Regions from separate parts of the Homo sapiens genome. Here region 1 is linked to region 2. The links are chromatin contacts, found by Hi-C or POLR2A ChIA-PET in ENCODE. All regions are on one chromosome and are shown on one strand. The core of a region is the stretch at or near the end of the contact, and the rest is flanking DNA. Distances in the headings are between cores, read along the strand shown.

The links. A loop is a pair of places that touch in the nucleus more often than their neighbours do. ChIA-PET counts read pairs that join two places held with the same protein, here RNA polymerase II (POLR2A). Pooled maps may share reads with other maps.
Region 1: a map with no recorded cell type shows a loop between it and region 2 (1.9-fold over the local background). The contact joins two enhancer-like sites. A Hi-C loop is called at or near these places in 2 of 37 single-sample maps with no recorded cell type and 2 of 50 pooled maps. POLR2A ChIA-PET finds 5 or more read pairs at or near these places in 1 of 52 experiments (activated CD4-positive, alpha-beta T cell).

What each region holds. Positions count from the first base shown.
Region 1 is chr6:2,159,095-2,165,372 of GRCh38, forward strand. All of the region lies in intron 1 of GMDS (GDP-mannose 4,6-dehydratase), which reads right to left. Among named protein-coding and RNA genes, the nearest start is that of GMDS, 83 kb to the right of the region's middle. Within about 2 kb of position 3,182, at least 5 of the 41 ENCODE cell types and tissues checked have a DNase peak (open chromatin) inside an H3K27ac peak, as active enhancers do.
Region 2 is chr6:1,796,077-1,801,563 of GRCh38, forward strand. The region is part of intron 7 of GMDS (GDP-mannose 4,6-dehydratase); the gene reads right to left. Among named protein-coding and RNA genes, the nearest start is that of FOXC1, 190 kb to the left of the region's middle. RefSeq lists an enhancer at 1,129-1,308. Within about 2 kb of position 1,860, at least 4 of the 41 ENCODE cell types and tissues checked have a DNase peak (open chromatin) inside an H3K27ac peak, as active enhancers do.

The DNA of each region.
Region 1 (6,278 bases), core at 1,932-4,431, 360 kb after region 2:
CCAGTGTTTCTATCACATGTTAAGTTAAACTAAGTCCAACTTTGGGGATACATATTAAATTTAGGCCAAAAAAGTTATTTTTAAAAATTCCTTCTACGTATAGTTGACCCTTGAACAATGTGAGGGGGAGGAGACAGAGGGGTACCGACCTCCTGTGCAGTCAGAAATCCTCAGATAACTTCTGATCCCAAAAATTTAACTGCTAATTGCCTACTCTTGGGCTCACATGATCCGCCCACCTCAGCCTCCCAAAGTGCTGGGATTATAGGCATGAGCCACCACATCCAGCCAATTTTAACGTTTTATGATAGATTTGTGTATATTTTATGAGAGTAAATGACAAAACAGACTAATATCTACATACATTTTATGCATTCATGGCATACCTTTTTCTTAATTTTTTCAATATTTCTTTTTTTCTTTTTTTTTTTTTTTTTTTTTTGAGACAGAGTCTTGCTCTGCCGGCCAGGCTGGAGTGCAGTGGCATGATCTCGGCTCACTGTAACCTCCATCTCCCAGGCTCAAGCAATGCTCCTGCCTCAGCCTCCCAAGTAACTGGGATTGCAGACGTATGCCACCACGCCCAACTAATTTTGGTATTTTTACTAGAGATGGGGTTTCACCATGTTGGCCAAGCTGGTTTCGAACCTGACCTCAGGTGATCTGCCTGCCTTGGCCTCCCAAAGTGCTGGGACTACAGGTGTGAGCCACAGCACCCGGCCAATTTTTTCAATATTTCTAGGCTACACAGTTCATCTATGTGTTTTTTCAAATTGTCACAAATCTCCAAAACATCTTCCAATATATTTATTGAAAAAAAGTTCAAACCCGTGTTAAGGGTCAACTGTAATATATAAAATATGCAATTTTATAGTCATATTATATAGCACCATGCACAGGAGCATAAATTAACAACGAAACCTACAAAAAATCTTGGGCTGAAAAAATCATTCAATCTTTTAGAGTTAATAGAAAGCAACTATGAACAATTTAAGCCTAAATATTAACATATTTCAAAGAAAAACATAAACTTCTCCCCCATTAAAGAAAAGTAGTACTATATTTTCCAACAGATTTTTACTACATGCGATAGTTTTTATCTTTCTAAATTGCAAGTTCAGCCAAAATATCATATCTGAACTCTGAGAAGAGTGAAGTTCGGATAACAATTTCTCATCAGAAGAGTGACAGTGGCTGACATTAACAGAGAGTGTCCAGGCCTTGCACTAAATATGTAACACAGCTTCTAACATTTAATCTTCACTAAGATATAATGGATAAGCACTACTATGATCCCATTTTATAGGTGGAACACTTTTCAGCTAGAAAGAACTAGGAATCAACCTAGGTCTGACACCAAACTCCAACTTTATTAACTCTTTTTTAAAATAGATTCTTTTTAAAGACAAATTTTCAAGTTGTAGAAAAATGTCATTCAATTGTCATGGTTGTTATATAAGTCTATGAAGATTTTGAGACAGGTGTTGCCCAGGCTGCAGTGTAGTGGTGCCATCATGGCTCGCTACAGCCTCAACCACCAGGTAGTTCCAGCTACCTCAGCCTCCTGGGTAGCTGGAACTAGAGGTGCACACCACCACACCTGGCTAATTTTTTGTAGAGATGGAATTTCACCATGTTGCCTAGGCTGGTCTCCAACTCCTGAGCCTAAGCTATCCACCCACCTCGGCCTCCCAAAGTGCTGGATTACAGGCATGAGCCACGACCACACCTGACCAAAGACTCTGATGTATTGTTGTTCAAACTCAATTTACTGAATGAGCACAGACTGCAAATATTCCAATAAATACCACTTCTCTAAATATATTTTCTTTATTCTTTCAAGCTGAATAATCAATGACCATACCCTGAAGCTCTTTGAAAGAATTATTTTTAATAAACTTTGTCAAAAGGATTATATGTTAACTTTTTTTTTTTGAGACGGAGTCTCTCTCTGTTGCCCTAGCTGGAGTGCAATGGTGTGATCTCGGCTCACTGCAACCTCTGCCTCCCAGGTTCAAGCAATTCTCATGCCTCAGCCTCCCAAGTAGCTGGGACTACGGGCACACCATCACGCCCAGCTAATTTTTTGTATTTTTAGTAGAGACGGGATTTCACCATGTTCACCAGGATGGTCTCGATCTCCTGACCTTGTGATCCGCCTGCCTCGGCCTCCCAAAGTGCTGGGATTACAAGCGTGAGCCACCACACCCGGCCTATATGCTAAGATAATTTTAAAGTATAAAATCTTTAGTTCTGTGTATATGTTAGTTTTGCTCACTGACTGAAACAAGCTGTTAAATAGTAACAAATGACACGACTGACCACAGGTGCTTTCAGTGCACCTACTGTATCTACCATCTGACATCTTATGAGTACTGGGACAAGATTTAGGAATTATCAGAGGATTGACAGCTTCCCTCAGGAAGCTTCACAGTGTTTCTTGGAGGTTTTCTGTTTCAATTTGGGTGTACTTGAGGATTTGAAAATTCATTTTCCACATCTTAATAAAACTGTGCTATAAAGTGCTGACCCAGAGGTGGTGGGGGAACCCCCAATTCCCCACTGTGACCTTCAAACCAATCAGTCTAGGACAGAACAAGGACCTACGTGGGGCTGGTGAAAAAGATAAGGGACCCAACAGAGAAACCAAAGGACCCCTTTAAGGGACATTTCCCAAACTGTCCCTGAAACACAAAAAAGGGCTAAGGGTTTGGTTTCAAAGGACTTCCTGGCTGTGACTCAGACTGCTAAAAAGTCAAAATAAAAGGAGAGAAAGCCAAGACCTCATTCAAGCAAGTCACTAATGACAGGAGTCACTGTCAATAAACTCAAAAGCAAGATCTTGCCACAGATAAGCTACAATACAGCTAATTCACTCAGAAAAAAACAGAGCTGGTTCTCTATGCATGTTTTATACCACAATATATTCACCAAGAAAAATAATATTCTGCCAAGGAACATCTTAATGACACAGGAAATTGTCTATGCTTGATAAGGTCACTGCATTCATAGACAAAAATCTCTTGAGACTAAACTGGCCCCAGAGCCACACCAAGATATACATTCCAATGCCTATTTTAAAAATAAAGGAAGTCCATTTTCCAAGGAGCAGAAAGAATACCTGTGGGTGCCTAGGTTCTAATCATGCTTCTGCCCCAAGCTACATGACCTGGGAATTGTGAGTAAGCCACAGCGTAGGGAGGCCAGTTTTTGCAATGGTGACAAGGAACTGACTAGACAAGTTTGGTGGTTCTCAAAATCTCCTCCCATGGAACACCAGGGTTCCACTAATTAAGACTGTGGCTTTCTGTGGCTCAAATCAAATAATAGACATCTGTTTCCAAAGTTCTTTCCCATAATTTTTTCCTTATACCTCTGGGGCTTGAAAGTACTTGTCTGCTAAAAGGAAGCAGAAAAAAGGAGTAGACCTTATTGTTTTTTCTAGTCTCATGTATTCAGGGTTAGAATTTTAAACTTCATACTTAAAACAGTCTTACTTATTGCTAGCAAAATTATTCCTGGTTCAAATAATAGAATAAAAATATCAGGTTTTCATAACATTCCAACACACACACACACACACACACACACACACACACACACACACACACACACAAAACTTTCCTGGTGCTTCCCTACATTACCAGATTTGAGTGAGACCCATGAGATAAGTAACGTCTAAGAAGTGGCCCTGGGTTGAGAGGAGACAGCAGCAGTGATGCATACTTCCCACCCACACTGCTTCCACAGGAAACCGAGTTCCCTCCTGCTCTCCAAGCTCTGGGGCCACTGCAATTTCAGTTCATTCCTGCCATCCTTTGTTCCTTGTGGCCATCCCTCTCACTCACTCTATCGGCTCTGGGACTACATCAAAAAATAAAAAATTAGAGGAGCAACAGCCCACTGATCTAGACAGCTCTCTCATTTTCTCATTGATCCTTGCACACTGTAGTGTAGCTGATGTAAACTGTCGTAAGGAAAGTCTGGACAAGTTCTTGATATATTCAATCACGACCGATGACATGTGCCTAGGAGGCTACTTTTATAATGCTGAATAATAGGCCCAGGTGACAATAATAAACTGTCCTAACAGTGAACAGGGACTATAAAAATTGCCTACAAGCAAGGGAAGTGTCAGAAATCCTGTCATCTGCCTTGATTCTCAGGTGGAAAGAGAATCACCAAGGAAAAGTCAGATTTCCAAGCCCACTCACATCATGTGGGATTCTTGAGCAGGTCCACAGGGTCCAGGAGAGGCAAACACTAAATAGCTGTGTTAGTCAGGGTTCTCCAGGAAAACTGGACCAACAACATGTGTGTGTCTATGTGTGTGTGTGTGTGTGAGAGAGAGAGAGAGATTTACTACAACAAACTGGCTCGTGTGATTATAGAGGCTGAGAAGTCCCAAGATCTGCAGTCAATAAGCTGTAGACCCAGGAGAGCCAATGGTGTAAGTTCCAGCATGAAAGCTGACAGGTTCAAGAACCAAAAGGAGATAACATTTTAATTTGAGTCCAAAGGGAGGAAAAGACCATGTCCCAGCTCAAGACAGTCAGGCAGGAAGAGTTCTTACTTGTTAAGAGGGTCAACCTTTGTTCTATTCAGGACTTCAAATACCTGGTGATACCTACCCACATTAGACACACAGGATGAACTAGCCAACACCACAGGCTGAGCGCTGCCACTTGGCCCCTGGGATCCAATTGCTCCTGCTGCATTAGGTTTCCCAATTCAGTGACTACAGCTCCCACTGTAAGGCCTAACAGACGAAAGCAACCACAGAGCTCTTCCAGGATGCTGGGGCTCCCGTCACAAATGCATTTCTCACCATTGTGAAAGCCATGTCTTCTGGACCCTCCCGTGGTGGGCAAGTAGGTCTTTAACGACAAATCTACTCTAACATTTCATTCTTCCTAATAAGCCTTTGAATCCTTTTCTCTACATTAAAATGAGCCAAGTCTAGCATTTCTAATTCAATCACCGTAGGCCACCTTTTGGTCCATGGTTCAGCCAACCCAACGTACTATTAGAGCACTTTCTGACTCACTAAACTGCAACATTAAATGCAGAATCTTTGCTTAGTGAGTATATGTCAACAAATTCAGCCCGATACAACTTCACGTTTCTTCCACCATTATTCCACAGTCTTAATATACATGCCCACATTTGTTCCCCAGGTTTCTGTCTGTATAGGTTAGAAAACTCAAGTAGTTATTTTGGAGTGTAGTGTACCTTCTCAGGGGTCATGTCTTGAACCTTCACCTTTAGGAGCCTGCTGGAGTTACTGGTCTAAAAACAGAGCCGTGGTAAAGGTGGGTCCTGAGTAGACTCAGCATTATCTTACAAAGCAACTGCCTCAAGGAAGCCACTACAGTTTCCTTAGACAATGCAGGGTTAATGCCCTCAAACAGGGGTGGAGAGGCTACTCCCATTGGGGGTGGAGAGGCCACATCCACTGGCAAAGAGGACTCATCAGAATTTAGGGTTCGATATCCCCAGCTTCATCAGGATCTTCCCACACATCCCCATCCCAACTTTCGGCACCCCCTTCCTTCCCAATCAATGCCTTTAACAGTATTCACCCTATGAGACTGGGAGTTCAATTTGCATCATAATACAGCCAGTCACAGGATAAGATTCTGGGTTTTTTAGCCATTTCAGCCCTGCAACTAATACAACTTAAGGTTCTCCTTCAGGGCACACATACAAGCCTTCAGGGCATTTATGTGGTGTTTGAGCTGGAAAATAAAATGCTTGAGCTCATCCTTTTCTTTCCCCACTTTGTCCAGTGACAACCAGCCAATCTCACCGTATTTGTTAGTTTACCAAAAATGTTCAAAAATATCATATACACAGTACCCAGATCCTTGATTGCTTTAAGTGGTTGGTTAGGAGTATCCAATGGTGATATCTTGTATATCTCTATTGCCAGATCATGCCATGGCCTATCAGTGCTCTCCTTACTACTGGAAAGAGTTATCAGCATATTTTAGTCTTATCAGATTAGAGAGCCACTTCTAGAAACCCCAGAATCACATTCAGAAAACCCATCCTGGAAACTCTGCTCCTCTAGAACCACTCCCAGTACCAAAATCTGTACTAGTCAGGATTCTCCAGAAATAGGACCAATAAAGTGTGTGGAGAGACATAGAAACAGTATGAGAGAGAAACTGGCAATCCCAAGATCTGCAGTCCACACGCTGAAGAGCCAGGAGAGCCTTGGTATAGTTCCTGTCTGAAAGCCAGCAGCTTTGAGACCTGAGAACAGCTGGTATTTC
Region 2 (5,487 bases), core at 610-3,109:
GGGTTGTGTATGCTTCTCTATTCAACAACCCCACAGGACCTGGAGGGCTCTGCAGCTGTGAACTGTGGACAGGGCTCTGGGGAAGAGATCCTGGAATGCTGGCTCTGGAAGTCCACCCAGCCTCATAGTTCCTCCTTGTAGGCTTACCGAGATCTGGGATCTGTAGTCATTAAATCTTAGGCAGGAAGACATGTAGGAAAAAAAATCTATGTAAGAAAAAGTATGAAACTTGTCATTTTTCAGTATGATAGATCTTCAAAAAATAGGATAAAAAGTGAAGCTGGTCCAGGTTATAGACTACTCTTAGTGTATTTTCAGACCCTTGTGGCACTTTTAAAAAATACAAATTCTCAGGCCTCACGCCTGCAGACTGCAATTAGGTATACTGGAGAGGGGCCCAGGAAACTCTAATTTTATAAAGCTCCCCAAATGCTCATAATGATCAAGTCATGTTTGGGAGCTCAGATTTGATGCTGTTTTGGAAAATTTCCTTGGGATAATATGACTTCAAATCACAACCCTCAAAATTTATTTCAATCTTCTAATATTGAACTTCTACATACACTTGCTCCATTAGCAACATAATAATTCACTGACCCTCTCGCTTCAGTTAAAAATAACAATCATAAAATATTAATTTGCTGTGTTTTCCATTCAAATGCTCACTTTGTTTTAGTAGCGAAAAACTTGAGGAAGCAGAGAACAAGCTTCTTCCTTCCTCTGCACTTAGGAAAGATGTAGCTCCTTCAAACTGTAGTGATGTTTGATACGCTCATCAGATGCTTTACCCATTCCCTTACAGTAAGTCAGTAAAAAAGTGATCTGATTCAGTGAGGAATGTTTATTCAAATGGCTCAAAAATGTAGGAAGAATGGTGTTACTATATGCCCAACAAATGATCCTTAGATCATGACTGCTGTGTGCTCAAGCAGGGATCCCTAAACCCCAGGCCAGGGACCAGTACCAGTATATGGCCTGTTAGGAACTGGGCCGCAAAGCAGGAGGTGAGCAGCCTGCAAGCGAGCATTACTGCCTGAGCTCTGCCTCCTGACAGATTAGCCAAGGCATCAGATTCTCACAGGAGCGTGAACCCTACTGTGAACTGCACGTGCGAGGGATCCAGGTGGCACACTCCTTATGAAACTCTAATGCTTGATGATCTGAGGTGAAACAGTTTTGTCATGAAAGCGTCCCCACCCCCCAGTCAGTGGAAAAATTGTCATTTAAATGTTATAGCTGGCCTGCTATAAGCACAGGTGTATCTGGTAAACTCCACATGTTAAAAAGGTAAAAAGAACTCTCTCACTTCCTTCTTGAGCTTAGGTCATAAATATTTTAATAGACTTGTGTCCACCTATGCTGACTTTCTATGAAACTGAAAGCTCCTCTCAAGTAAGTGTTTTGTGATGTTTTGATTTGTACAATGAAAAGCACAGTGGCAAGTATATGTCAGTACTATCATCATCATCAGAGTTACTAACATTTTAAAATAGTCACAGTCCAAAGCTACACACATTAATGTGTTTAATTTCCCACTGGAATCCTATGAGGTAAGTATGAATATTATCTTCATTTTACATAGAGAGAAACTGAGGCAGAAAGAACTTAATAGACTTGGCCAGCATTTCACAGCTAGGATGTGTGGCAGAGCCGGTATCTGAACCCAGGAAGCTCAGAAATTATGTTCCAAGGGACACCATTCACATAAATACAAGGGAAGGTGTGCATTTGTGGACCCCAATGGGCACAGCTTGGAGTGTCCTCTATAATTACCAGATCCCATGCCTTGGCATATACCAGGACAGGTTTGCTAACAAGTCAAGGCATCTGCACTTTGATAACAGACACTTTGATGTCTCTGTTTGTTTCAGTTTTGTCTCTGACTCATTTTTCAGTTCTAATGCTAGGAATGTCACATAGTTATTTCCTGGTTTTATATATTCAAAAGTACTCCTGGAAAACATCTTCCTGCAATTCTTGAACAAAGGAGTCAAAGGACACAAAGTTTTCACATTTTTCCAGTTTTGGTTTCGATCTCAGTTTGTACCAGCTTCAGAAAAGCACTCATTCCAAAGTTCTAGAAATTTCATTAACTGTGACTGCACTCTGAAGAACAACCTTGCTTAAATTTTGATGTATAAATTTACTTCTAATTACAGAGCACACACACACACACACACACACACACACACACACACACACACACACTCCTGTCTTAAAAGTTTTAAGAATTTAAAAGCTATCATTGCAAGATGCAACTCCACACTGTGGTATGATTTTCATATAAGTCACTGTAGTGGATAATTTTAAAAGAAACCAGATTTTTAAAGAAATATTAAGAAACTGTTTCTGTACTTAGTTCTCAGATAAGAGCAGAACCTGTAGAACCACTGAGTCTTGTGCAAACCTTTTGTGTGGGTGGGTCTGGAAGAGCATCCAGGCTTTCTCGTAGCTGGAATGTGAGTGAGGCCCATGTGGAGGTAGAAGCGTGAGGCTCCTTTGGATCAGAAGGCTCTGTAATTCTGCCTAAAGCCAGCCACCCGCTGAATCTCCAAGAGAAGGCAGAAGCCATCCCTTCTCTTGGCGTATTACTTGTTTGGGAGTCCTCCAAGCGAATGTCCCCTAAATGTCAAACAGAACCGAGCACTGTAAAGTTCTGTTTTGCCAGTGCCTCCCTTGCAATCAGATCCCATTTTCTGGTTTTGGCATCGCATACTGTTGGAGAATACGAGACAGCTTTGTTGACACCTACACCGGGTGTGTGAACTGCAGGCTATGACACACTGGTGGCAACACAAACCTGTATCTTGCTTGCTTCAAAACATACTTCTTCCTTATGGAAAGTACTGGAACACAAATAACTTAAAAATCCCCCAACTTACTTCTGTCAAACATAGGGTGTTCTGGGCCTGGTCCATACTTCACCAGCCAGCAAAGAGGCATTTTGATCACTAAGACTTGTTTTCAAATAGGAACTTTCAAACCTTTACTCCTACCGATCCCTAGGATATCGTGTAGGTCAAAGATTAGCGAGGGAAGGGACTGGAGCCAGGGATCTGGGCTGGAGGTGGAGTAAGAGTGGAGAACTGGCCGTGACGAGGGTGGAGGGTGCGGGTGGTGAGGGGAGGCAGCTAGTTCTGTGCTTCCCGCTGGCAAAGAGTCCCCCGCTCCCTCCTTCTTTTCCCCTCAATGTTCAGATAATAAAAAACAGTCTCTTTAAAACATCCAATTTATTATGGATTTAATCTCTAACGATGATATGCTGGAGTGGATGGCATATATCTAAGAAAGCTCAAGCCTTGGCAACACGGTGCCTTTTGACTCCCAGCCACCTGCCTTTGGTCTAGTTTTCTTTTTCAAGTTGTGATACCTCTGATGGGAATAATTTTTAAATGGGAAAACTGTGATCAAGATATACTTTTAAGTCTGAAGGTCTTCATTATTATCGAAATAGGTGAAAGAAGACGAGAAAATAGGGCTGTGCTTTTCCTTCCCTACTTTCTAGTCACATTCTAGAATAACAGAAGTCAGGAAAGAAGGAAGGCAAAGCAAGGAAATCAAGAGAAATTGGCTGAGGGGCTGGGGAGGGAGGGAGAATTAAAACTGGAGGGAGACTCCAGAGAAGATGACTCTTGATATATGCATATGCTACCCATTTAATGCTGTATGTTGCCACTAACACACATTGTTGATTTCAGGGTTACAGCCTACGAAACAAACTGCGTACTTTGTTCCTAGATACACTAATTTTGGGACTCCCTCTCTGAACACACAAGAAAACTCAACCACTACTTCAAATACCTCCTCACACATTTATATCGGTTGGAGATTTGTTTAGATTAACAGACTCTCCAAGGGTTAAGATAGTAGGTCATTCATACCTTAATGTCTTTTTTTAAAAAAAATTAAAATCCCAGCTAGCTGCAATGGTCTCAGTGATTCAGAGCTTTGCAGTAAGGGAAGAGAGCAGGAGGCCAGGGGAAGAGGAGGCCAGCCTTCCCTTCCTTCCTCCCACCTTGACTAGGGCTGCTTGATGATGCCCATATGGTGGTTGGCCTCTGAAATTCTTCCTTCTCGACAAGGTCTCCTGAAATAAAATTTAGGTTTCCAAGGTGAATAAGGTCTAGTTTAAGTAACATGATATATGGAAATAAAGAAGCTTCCGATTCTGAGAACTCTGGTTGTGAACCCTAGCAACTCCAAACACAGGTTGTATTGATATTGGTGAGCTTCTTCAACTCTTTAAGTCTCAGTTTACTAATTTGTAAAAAGTGGATAGTAACACCAACCTTTCTCAGGAGGGTTAGACATCTATAAAAGGCCAGCAGAATGTTCTTATGACTCCTACTCACAACCATTTCTTTTCTTTTCTTTTTTTGAGATGGAGTCTAGCTCTGTCACCCAGGCTGGAGGGCAGTGGTGTGATCTCAGCTCACTGCAACCTCCGCCTCCTGGGTTCAAGTGTTTCTCCTGCCTCAGCCTCCTGAGTAGGTGGGACTACAGGAATGAGCCACCATGCCCAATTAATTTTTCTTTTTCTTTTTCTTTCTTTCTTTTTTTTTTTTTAAGCAGAGATGGGGTTTCACCATAATGGCCAGGCTGGTCTTGAACTCCTGACCTCAGTGATCTGCCTGCCTCAGCCTCCCAAAGTGCTGGGATTAGACATCTATTTCTTCAGAGCACTGCACAGTTATCATCAGCTCCTTAGCCCTGGGTGAAGCAGGCACAGCACAGCAAACAGCTGCAAGAAGTGGATGTGATTCTGCATCTGAAAGCACAGAGGTGGGTCTGGACCTCCAAGAATGGAGTCACACCAAAAGATGTCAAGGTGCTGAGTAAACTTCTGGGAAGAACTGCTGGAGGAGCGAACTCTGGTTATTGGTGATTCTTGAAGAGTGTGTCCTGTTTCAGGGTAGTGAATGTGACAGATCTCTGCAGCAGGCAGCTGCCACTTCATCCCTGCTCCTGAAAAGTGACACTCGGGGGATACAATCTGCTTCCAGGTGCTCCCTGGAGCCCGGACCATGAGGACCTGTGACTAGAATAGCCTGCCCAGAGCTGTAAAATGTGCTTATTCTATGAGACCTGCACCGAAATTACCTTTCAGGAACAGAGAAATATTCTGTGAGGAAGCTATGCAAGGTGGCCTCTTGAGGAAGGGGGCACAAGTAGACATTTCCAGTTTGTTCATGAGTTTTCAAAAAAGCAAGCTATGCTCCTTACAGGAATGAGAATCTTGCCTTGTTGGAGAATAATGAGTACACAGATTTTTGTGATTGTTATTCAAGCTGCCAATCCTGGTAGCTATTCAGTAGATAAGTAATTAGTAACAGTTTTGTTGGACCATGAATATCAGAGATTCATACCCTTTGAATAGAACCTTAATACAGCAGTAAAGGTTTATAGCTGTATAAAGCTGTCCAGCTGGAGTGGAGGCAACCCGCAACATTTTCCATGCAAAACCCACTCACATGATGCATTCCCCAC